Regions from separate parts of the Homo sapiens genome. Here region 1 is linked to region 2. Evidence: read pairs that join two places in POLR2A ChIA-PET (ENCODE). Cell type or tissue: CD4-positive, alpha-beta T cell. All regions are shown on one strand. Links, peaks and the distances in the headings refer to the core of each region. The heading gives the core; the rest is flanking DNA. Region 1 overlaps ADD1 (adducin 1). Region 2 has its middle 18 kb from the start of TNIP2.

Region 1 (5,381 bases), core at 213-5,212, 110 kb before region 2:
GAGACTAGCCTACACAACATGGCAAAACCCTGTTTCAACAAAAAAATACAAAAAATAGCTGGTCATGGCGGCATGTGCCTGTAGTCCCAGCTACTTGGGGGCTGAAGTGGGAGGATCACTAAAGCTCAGGAGGTCAAGGCTGCAGTGAGCTGTGATCGCGCCACTGCACTCCAGCCTGGGCAACAGAGTGAGAACCTGTCTCAAAAAAAAGAAAAGAAAAAAACTTGTGCACTCCAGTCTGAGTGTCAGAGCAAGACTGTGTCTCTTTAAAAAGAAAAAAAAAAAGTCTGGACTAAAACACTGAACAACAGCAGCATGTAACTTGAGAGTTGAATAATTGGAATTAAAGAACTTTCATGCCTTTGCTGTATCTAGGAGGGCGACAGAATATTAGTTTTAGACTTCGTTAAATATGCATAGCAAAATTTCAAGGGTAATCACTAAAAGAATATTAAGAGTATGTCATTTCCAAACCAAAAGATGGAAGAATATAAAGAAAAACAAACAACTCCCAGTTGTTTAAAAAGGCAAGCATGGGGAGAAAAGACAAACAGAATACAAAACCTAAGATGATAAAGAAAGTACAAATTTATCTGAATCATAACATAAATGTACTAAATTATGCCAGTTAAAAGACAGAAATTACAGGTAACTTATAAGAGACACTCTTTTAGTAAGCTGAGTAACGGTCCCCAAGTTAACAGGTCTGAATAATGCCTGGAACCTGTAAATATTACTTTATATGGCAAAGACTACAGATATAATTAAGTATTTTGGGATTGTGAAATTATCCTGGATTACCTGGGTGGGCCCTGAATGTAATCACCAGTATCCTTATAAAATCGAGGTGGGGGAGATTTAACCACACAGAAGACAAGAAACCAATCTGACCTGGGTCACAAAGATTGGAGTGATGCAGCCACAGCCAAGGAATGTGGCAGCCATGAGAAGCTGGAAGAGGCGAGGAACAGATTCTCCCATACGACCTCCAGAGGAAGAATGCACAGCCCTAGTGACACCTTGATTTTGGTCCAGTGATATTGTTTTCAAACTTCTGGCCTCCAGAACTATGAGAGAATAATTTCTGCTGTTTTAAAGCACCACGTATGTGGTAACTTGTTACAGGAGCCACAAAAAACTAATATACCCATGAAACAGAACACAGACAGTCTGAAAATAAATGGACAAAAATACAAATACCAGGCAAACACCAAACAAAACAAAGCTGGAGTAATTATATTAATATCAGACAATGAAGACCAAGAAAATAAAAGCATTTATTCGGAATGGAAAAGGCCATAAACCTAAGTACAGCTCAACAGGAAGATGAAAAGTATAAGGTTATTCACACCTAATAAAATACTGTCAACATATATGAACCAAAAATTGCTAGAACTCACAGAGAAACTGACAAATCTACCATAATGAGATTACCATAATAATCTACCACATTGCTCAAGTCAGTAACAGTAAATAGGAAATATGAGCAATGCAAGCAAAAAGTTAGATCATTAGAGATATACAGAACCTTGCACCTCCCTTTCTCACACAAATTAAATACATATTCTTTCTTTCTTGCTTGCTTGCTTGCTTTCTTAAGATGGAGTCTCATTCTGTCGCCCAGACTGGAATGCAGTGGCATGATCTTGGCTCACTGCAGCCTACGCCTCCTAGGTTCAAGCAATGCTCCTGCCTCAGCCTCCTGAGTAGCTGGTATTACAGGCGTGTGCCACCACACTGGGCTAATTTTGTTGTATTTTTAGTACAGATGGGGTTTCACCATGTCGGCCAAGCTGGTCTCAAACTCCTGATCTCAGGTGATCCGCCCACCTCAGCCTCCTAAAGTGCTGGGATTACAGGCATGAGCCACTGCACCCAGCCCATATTCTTTAGAATACAAGGAATGTTTATAAACATTCATGTCATATCTGGCAATAAAGAAAATCACAACAAATTCCAGGGAATCAGCAGCACACAAGCCATTTCTCCGGGTGCAATGCAATTAAAACATAATAACGGCCAGACGCGGTCGCTCACGCCTTTAATCCCAGCACTTTTGGAGGCCGAGGCAGGTGGATCACCTGAGGTCAGGAGTTCAAGACCACCCTGGCCAATGTGGTGAAACCCTGTCTCTATTAAAAATACAAAAACCAGCCAGGCGTGGTGGCGGGCACCTGTAATCCCAGCTACTTGGGAGACTGAGGGAGGAGAATCGCTTGAACCTGGGAGGCGAAGGTTGCGGTGAGCCGTGATTGCACCATTGCACTCCAGCCTGGGTGACGAGAGCAAAACTCAGTCTGAAAGAAAAAAAAACAACATAATAACAGAAGAGTTTCTTCAAACCATATATTTAGAAATTTAAAGGTACATTTTAAAATAATTTATGGGCCAAAAAAGAAATCATAATGAAAATTTAAATATACATTACTAACAAAAATATTACAGTTGGAAACTATTGGCTTCACTAAAGAGATGCTTCTAGAGAGCTATATAGCCTTAAACACTTATACTAGAAAAAGACGCCGGTGGCTCACACCTGTAATCCCAGCACTTTGGGAGGCTGAGGTGGGCAGATCACCTGAGGTCAGATGTTTGAGACCAGCCTGGCCAACATGGTGAAACCCTTATCTCTACTAAAATTATAAAAATTAGCTGGGTGTGGTGGGCGCCTATAATCCCAGGTACTGGGGAGGCTGAGGTGGGAGAATTGCTTGAACCTGGGAGACAGAGGTTGCAGGGAGCCAAGATCGTGCCACTGCACTCCAGCCTGGGCAACACAGTGAGAACCTGTCTCAAAAAAAAAAAAAAAAAAAGTAAGTGACCAACTTCTAAAAAGTTACAGAAAGAACAGAGTAAAACCCAATCTAGCAACCTGTACATTCATTATGCTTTAAACACTATATGTAATTTGTATCCTTAAAACAACTCTGATGGTTAGATTACAGCTATTTCCACAGCTACAAATGTCCTGCTTATCTGAGTTTAAAAGCACCTTCAGGCCTGCCTGGGCAACATAGCAAGGCCTTGGCTCTACTAAAAAAAAAATTTTTTTAGTTAGCTGGGTGTGGTGGGGTGGGTCTGCAGGCCCAGCTGCTCAGGAAGCTGGGTGGGAGGACTGCTCGGGCCCACGAGGTCAAGGCTGCAGTGAGAGCCAAGATCGCACCGCTGCACTTCAGCCTGGGTGACAGAGCAAGACTCTGTCTCCAAAAAAAAAAAAAAAAAAAGATATTTCCTGCTTTACAAACAGTACAGAAAACACCTAGTACAGAAAATAGAAGACACTGAATGCTGCAGACACCCTAGGTCAGTGACATTGCTGGTGATTCTGTTGTCAAAGTATGTGTGCTTCAGTCCCTGGAGACGTTGCTCAGAAAAAAACTGAAATGGAGTATCTGCGAAACCCCATCTCTACAAAAACACACAAAAATCAGCCGGGTGTGGTGCTGTGCACCTGTAATCCCAGCTACTCAGTACGCTGGGGCACAAGAATCGCTTGAACCCGGGAGGCGGAGGTTGCAGTGAGCCAAGATCGCACCACTGTACTCCAGCCTGGGCGAAAGAGCGAGACTCTCTTTCAAAAAAAAAAAAAAAGAAAGAAAAGAAAAGAAAAAAAAGAAAAGAAAAGAAAAGAAAAGAAAAGAAGGAAGGAAGGAAGGAAGGAAAGAAAGAAAGAGAAAGAAAGAAAGAAAGGAAAGAAAGGAAAGAAAGGAAAGGAAAGAAAGGAAAGAAAGAAAGAAAGAAAGAAAGAAAGAAAGAAAGAAAGAAAGAAAGAAAGAAAGAAAAGAGGCCGGGTGCTGTGGCTCATGCCTGTAATCCCAGCACTTTGGGAGGCTGAGGCGGGCAGATCACCTGAGGTCAGGAGTTCGAGACCAGCCTCAACATGGGGAAACCCCGTCTCTACTAAAAATACAAAAATTAGCCGGGCGTAGTGATGCATGCCTGTAATCTCAGCTACTCGGGAGGCTGAAGTAGAATTGCTTGAACCTGGGAGGCGGAGGTTGCGGTGAGCCGAGATCGAGCCATTGCGCTCCAGCCTGGGCAACAAGAGCGAAACTCCATCTCAAAAAAAAAAAAGAATAAAAACTGAGTATCCGGATGGTGGGGGTCATCTATTTCCCCCCTAAAGACTGGTCAATTAACATCACATCCCTTCCTACTGAAGGAGACACTCAGACCAAAAGGGAGTTCATTCTATGAGACTAAAGACCATTCCTAACCTTCCTTCCTGCCTGAAGCCCTATGTGACAATAACTTGAATAACTTGATTAATGGTATCATCTGGCAACAAGGTTGGCCTTTTAAGAAAATCTTAGAAAGCATGGTTTAACCACAAAGTTCCTACTAAACTGCAAACACATGCAGCTGTATCAGACAAAAAAATACCTCTACATAGGCTTTATTTTGAGAGAGAGGGAGAGACAGACAAAAAAGAGCTACAAGGCTCTCTATTGCATCTTCTGTGTCTTTCCCTCTTAAGGCCTGCTCCTCCATCCTCTATGTTCTGGAAAAGAAGGAAAGAAAGCACACTGACAGAATCCTCACATACTGTAAGCATTGTAAGTTTGCTTACCACAGCCTCACACCTCCAGTTAGATATGACTGTTATTATTATTACTCCTATTTCTGCAGATGAGAAAAATTAGTTCAGAGAATTTCACCATTTTGATCCAGGGCCACACATCTTGAGTGGCAACATTTTTAAAAATTAGCCAGCTGTGGTGGTATGCACCAGTAGTCCTAGCTATTCCGGAGGCTGAGGTGGGGAGGATTACTTGAGCCCAGGAGTTCCAGGTTACAGTCAGCTATGATTATACCACTGTTCCCCAACCTGAACAATAGAGCAAGACTGTCTCTAAATGAAGTATACAGAGTTTTAGTGTATTCAGAGTTGTGTAACTAATCATCACAATCTAACGTTATAACATTTTCAACACCCAAAAAGAAACCCCATACACATTAGCAGTCATTCCTCATTCCCACTCCATTCTCCCCAGCTGGAGCCCCAGTCAACCCCAAATCTACCTTCTGCCTGTATAGATTTGCCTACTGGGGGTCAGGTACAGTGGCTCACACCTGTAATCCCAGCACTTTGGGAGGCCGAGGCGGGTGGGTCACTTGAGGTCAGGAGTTCAAGACCAGCCTGGGCAACGTGGTGAAACCCCATCTCTACTACAAATATAAAAATTAGCCGGGCGTGGCCAGGCGCGGTGGCTCACGCCTGTAATCCCAGCACTTTGGGAGGCCGAGGCGGGCGGATCATGAGGTCAGGAGATTGAGACCATCCTGGCTAACACGGTGAAACCCCATCTCTACTAAAAATACAAAAAATTAGCCGGGCATGGTGGCAGGCGCCTGTAGTCCCAGCTACTCAGGAGGCTGAG
Region 2 (5,372 bases), core at 1-5,000:
CCACCCCGATTGAGGGTGGATCTGCCTTCCCCAGCCCACTGACTCAAATGTTAATCTCCTTGGCAACACCCTCACAGACACACCCAGATCAATACTTCCTATCCTTCAATCAAGTTGACACTCAGTATTAACCATCATGAGTCCACCCCTTGTCTACTTGAACCCATACATAGTCCTGAGATAATAATCTTCAAATAAAGACAAAAATAAAGTCACAATTATGCCTAACATAATACAACTATCCTTCATACAACCGGAAACGCACCAGTCCCCAACCCAAATAATACTATTACATAAAGGTAACAATACTTTACTTTTTGTTTTTTGAAACGGAGTTTCTTGTTCCCCAGGCTGGAGTGCAGTGGTGTGATCTCGGCTCAGCTCACTGCTACCTCCGCCTCCCAGGTTCAAGTGATTCTCCCACCTCAGGCTCCCGATTAGCTAGGATTACAGGCGCCTGCCACCACGCCCGGCTAATTTTTGTATTTTTAGTAGAGAAGGGGTTTCGCCACGTTGGCCTGGCTGGTTTCGAACTCCTGACGTCAGGTGATCAGCCTGCCTCTGCCTCCCAGCGTGCTGGGATTACAGGCATGAGCCACCACACCCGGCCAAGGTGACTGACGGTACTTAAATGCTGATGTGAAGTCAATAAATCTTATGTCACACGATAAAGGAGAAAGGAAATGAAGAGATTTTCTTAGTACTAGCGTATACATGCACAAACGTTTTTTATCAAAAGGAGGAAATACTCACAGCAATTACAGTCCTGGTTCCTGCAGCTGGTCATGTGGTCATAGCCGTTATTGATGCCTACCTTCTTCTACTACCCATTCTGTATTCCCTTTGCCTTCAGCAAGCACCTCAGCAGATGGTGGTTTTTTTCCTGGTGGAGTGACCCGAACCTTCATTCCTGATTTGTAGTCCTGCCTGGATTGGGCTGTTGTAGTTTCCCATTGACCTTAATCACAGGGCATTAGATAATACTAAGAGATGTCCTAATGGATCTCCTGTATTCCATGCATACTCTTCCTTACCTCTGTTGTGGAGTAAGAGACTAATTCCATCTTTTTTTTTTTTTTGAGATGGAGTGTCGCTCTGTCGCCCAGGCTGGAGTGCAGTGGTGCAATCTCGGCTCTCTGCAGGCTCCGCCTCACGGGTTCACACCATTCTCCTGCCTCAGCCTCCCGAGTAGCTGGGACTACAGGCACTTGCCACCATGCCCAGCTAATGTTTTGTATTTTGTGTAGTAGAGACGGGGTTTCACCGTGTTAGCCAGGATGGTCTCAATCTCCTGACCTCATGATCCGCCCGCCTTGGCCTCCCAAAATGCTGGGATTACAGGCGTGAGCCACCACACCCGGCCGAGACTGATTCCATCTTGATAGTCCAGATCAATCACTCCAGCCAACACCATAACTCCTCCTTAGCCTGTTGACTTAAAGGTAGGAGGAGCCCAGAGTGTCCAGGTGGCAATCTTAACTTCTAGCTTAATGGAATAGTTGTGTCTCCTGGTGGCAGCGTTCCTCCCTCTGGAACTAAGACCTCTAGGCCAGCAGAACATAATGTCATGGGAACAGGGAGCAAACATTTTGCTAGTGGATCACTAGGGGTGATGGCGAGTGGTGCCACTTCCACTTGAGTGCCTTGATTCCTGGACCCGTGCATCCTGGTTAAGGGAGAAACAATATCATATCTTGGATGCTGATTCAGAGCATACATGGCCTTCTGGAGAACTTGGTCCCAGCCCTGCAAAGTATTGTCACCTAGTTGGTGTTGTAATTGTGACTTCAGAAGGCCATTCCACCGTTCTATCAATCCAGCTGCTTCAGGATGATGGGGAACGTGGTAAGATCAGTGAATTCCATGAGCATGAGCCCACTGCCACACTTCTTTAGCTGTAAAGTGAGTGCCTTGCTCAGAGGCAATGCTGTGTGGAACACCCTGATGGTGGATGAGGCATTCCTTGAGTCCATGGATGGTAGTCTTGGCAGAAGCACTGCGTGCAAGATAGGCAAACCCACATCAGGAGTAAGTGTCTATTCCGGTGAGGACAAACCTCTGCCCTTTCCATGATGGAAGAGGTCCAATATAATCAACCTGCCACCAGGTAGCTGGCTGATCACCCTGAAGAATGGTGCCATATTGAGGCTCAGTGTTAGTCTCTGCTGCTGCCAAATTGGGCACTCAGCAGTGGCTGTAGACAAGTCAGCCTTGGCTAGTGGAGGTCCATGTTGCTGAATCTCCATGTGTAATCTCCATCCCTGCCACCATGGCCACTCTGTTCATGGGCCCATTGGGCGATGGCAGGTGGCTGGGGAAAGAGGCTGAGTGGTGTCCACAGAACAGGTCATCCTACCCACTTGATTATTAAAATTCTCCTCTGTTGAGGTCATCCGCTGGTGAGCACTCACAGGGGATACAAATATCTTCAGTTTTTGACCACTTGGAGAGGTCCATCCACATACCTCTTCCTCAAATTTGTCACCAATTTTCCAATAATGCTTCTTTCAAGCCCCTGACCATTGTCTTCCAAGTCCCATCCAGGCAAACCATTGTCTACAGCCCATGAATCAGTACATAATCACACACCTGGCCATTTCTCCTCCCATGCAAAGTGCACAACCAGGTGCACCGCTCCAACTTCTGCCCACTGGGAAGATTTCCCTTCACTGCTGTCCTTCAGGCATGTCCTAAAAAGAGGCTGTATTGCTGCAGCTGTCCACTTTTGGGTGGTGCCTTCATATCGTGCAGAAGCATCTGTGAGCCAGGCCCTAGTCTTCTCTTCCTCTGTCCACTGATCATAGGGAACTCCTCATGAGGCCATTGGTGCAGGCTGGGGGAGAGGAGGCAGGGTGGCAGGAGTGGAGACCATGGGCATTTGAGCTACTTCTTCATGTAACTTGCTTGTGCCTTCAGGACCTGCTTGAGCTCAATCACATATGTGCCACTTCTCTTTGATGATGGAATGCTGCTGTGCACGACCTACTTTATGGTGATGGGTCAGAAAGCACCCAGTTTATGATGGGCAGTTCAGGTCATATGGTGACTTGATGACCCATAGTCAAACATTCAGTTTCCACCAAAGCCCAGTAACAGGCCAAGAGCTGTCTCTCAAAAGGAGAGTAGTTAGCTGCAGAAGATGGCAGGGCCATCTTCTCCAGATCCTACAGGCCTCCGCTGTGATTCACCTATGGGGTGAAAATCCTACAGGCCTCCACTGTGATTCACCTATGGGGGCCTGCCAAAGGCTCCAAACAGCATCCCTATCTGCTACTGACGCCTCAAGCACCATTGGATCGCTGGGTCATATGGCCCAAGTGGCAGAGCAGCTTGCACAGCAGCCTGGACCTGTTGCAGAGCCTTCTCCTGTTCTGGACCCCACTCAAAACTGGCAGCCTTTTAGGTCACTAGATAAATGGGCTGGAGTAACACATCTAAGTGAGGAATGTGTTGCCTCCAAAATCCAAATAGACCCACTAAGCATTGTGGATCTTCTTGGTTGTAGGAGGGACCAAATGAGGCGACTTATCCTTCACCTTGGAAGGAATATCTTGACAGGCCCCACACCACGGGAGCCCTAGAAAGTTTACTGAGATAGAAGTTCCCTGAAAAAAAAATTTTTTTTTTTTTTTGAGACAGAGTCTCACTCTGTTGCCCAGTCTGGAGTGCAGTGGCATGATCTCGGCTCACTGCAAGCTCCGCCCCCCGGGTTCACGCCATTCTCCTGCCTCAGCCTCCCGAGTAGCTGGGACTACAGGCGCCTGCCACCATGCAGGGCTTTTTTTTTTTTTTTTTTTTTTTTTTGGTATCTTTAGTAGAGACGGGGTTTCACCATGTTAGCCAGGATGGTCTCAATCTCCTGACCTCATGATCCACCTGCCTCAGCCTCCCAAAGTGCAGGGATTACAGGCTTGAGCCACCATGCCCAGCTGAAATTTTTTTTTTTTTTTGAGACAGAGTCTTGCTCTGTTGCCCAAGCTGGAGTGCAGTGGCAATCTCAGCTCACTGCAACCTCCGCCTCCGGGGCTCAAGTGATTATCCTGCCTCAGCCTCCGAAGTAGCTGGGACTACAGGTGCGCACCACAACACCCAACTAATTTTTGTATTTTTAGTAGACATGGGGTTTCACTATGTTGGCCAGGCTGGTCTTGAACTCCTGACCTCGTGATCCGCCTGCCTGGGCCTAACTGCTTTGGCTAGAACCTCTAGCACAATGTTGAATAGAAACTGCAAAACAGATATCTTTGCCTTGTTCCTGATCTTAGGGGGAAAGCATGCGGTCTTTCACAACATTAAGGATGATATTAACAGTGAATTTTTTGTAGATGTCATTCTTCAGGTTGAGGAAGTTCTCTTCTATTCACACTTGGTGAAATGTCTTTATTATGCAAAAGTGTTGGATTTTGTCAAATGCTTTTTTTGCATCTATTGAGATGATCATGCAATTAAAATTTCGATTAATATGATTACATTAAGTATGTGTTGGATATTGAACCACCCTTACATTCCTGGGATTCCACTTGATCACGGTGTATATTTCTTTTCTTATATTGCTGGATTTGGTTTTCTAGTATTTTGTTGAGGAATTTTGCATCAATATTCATGAGATAATAGTCTGTAGTTTTCTTGTGATGTCTTTGTCTAGTTTTGGTATCAAGGTAATACTGGCCTCACAGAATTAGTTGGGAAGTGTTCCTTCTTCTATTTCTGAAAGTTTGAAAAATTGGTTTTAATTCTTCTCTAACTGTATGGTAAAATGCAGCAGTGAAGACTTCTAGGCTTGAGCTTTTGTGGGTACTTTTCCCTGTTTTAAATTACTATTTCAACATCTTCACTCATTATAGGTCTATTCAGATTGTCTATTTCTTCTGGAGTCAGTTCTTGTAGCTTCTTCCTGTCTAGAAATTTGTCCATCTCATCTGCTATGGTTTATATGTTCATATGTTAGAACTTAGTGCCCAAGGTGATAGTATTAAGAGGTGGGGCCTTCTGGGAAGTGTTCAAATCATGAGTGCTCCATCATCATGAAAGGGATTACAGCTTTTATAAAAGAGGTTGAAGGGATCACCTTAATTCCCCTTTTTGCCCTTCTACCATATGAAGATACAGCAACAAGGTGCCACTTTGGAAGCAGAGAGTGAGCCCTTACCAGACACTGAATCTGTTGGTGCACTTTGCTCTTGAACTTCACAGCTTCCAGAACTGTGAGAAATAAACTTCTATTATTTATAAATTACTCAGTCTGTGATATTTGGTCATAGCTGCATGAATGGACTAAGATATCATCTAAATTACCAAATTTGCTGGCATATAATTGTTCTAGTATTCCTTTAAAATCCTTTTTCTGTGTGGCCAGTTCTGATTCTAGTAAT

What was found. ChIA-PET counts read pairs that join two places held together with the same protein. Peaks named below come from ENCODE experiments on the same cell type or tissue, not always from the same donor. Only the 100,000 strongest peaks of a DNase experiment are listed, where the experiment ranks them.
Region 1: POLR2A ChIA-PET joins it to region 2 with 10 read pairs; 8 of 35 experiments call an interaction of 5 or more read pairs at or near these places.

The regions. Positions count from the first base shown.
Region 1 is chr4:2,850,540-2,855,920 of GRCh38, reverse strand. The region is part of intron 1 of ADD1 (adducin 1); the gene reads right to left. Among named protein-coding and RNA genes, the nearest start is that of ADD1, 9.4 kb to the right of the region's middle. RefSeq lists enhancers at 2,959-3,018, 3,149-3,198. In CD4-positive, alpha-beta T cell, for the core only: no CTCF peak of the experiment used is centred there; a DNase peak (open chromatin) is centred at 3,254; H3K27ac peaks cover 1,566 bases.
Region 2 is chr4:2,735,866-2,741,237 of GRCh38, reverse strand. No RefSeq gene overlaps it. Among named protein-coding and RNA genes, the nearest start is that of TNIP2, 18 kb to the left of the region's middle. In CD4-positive, alpha-beta T cell, for the core only: no CTCF peak of the experiment used is centred there; no DNase peak of the experiment used is centred there.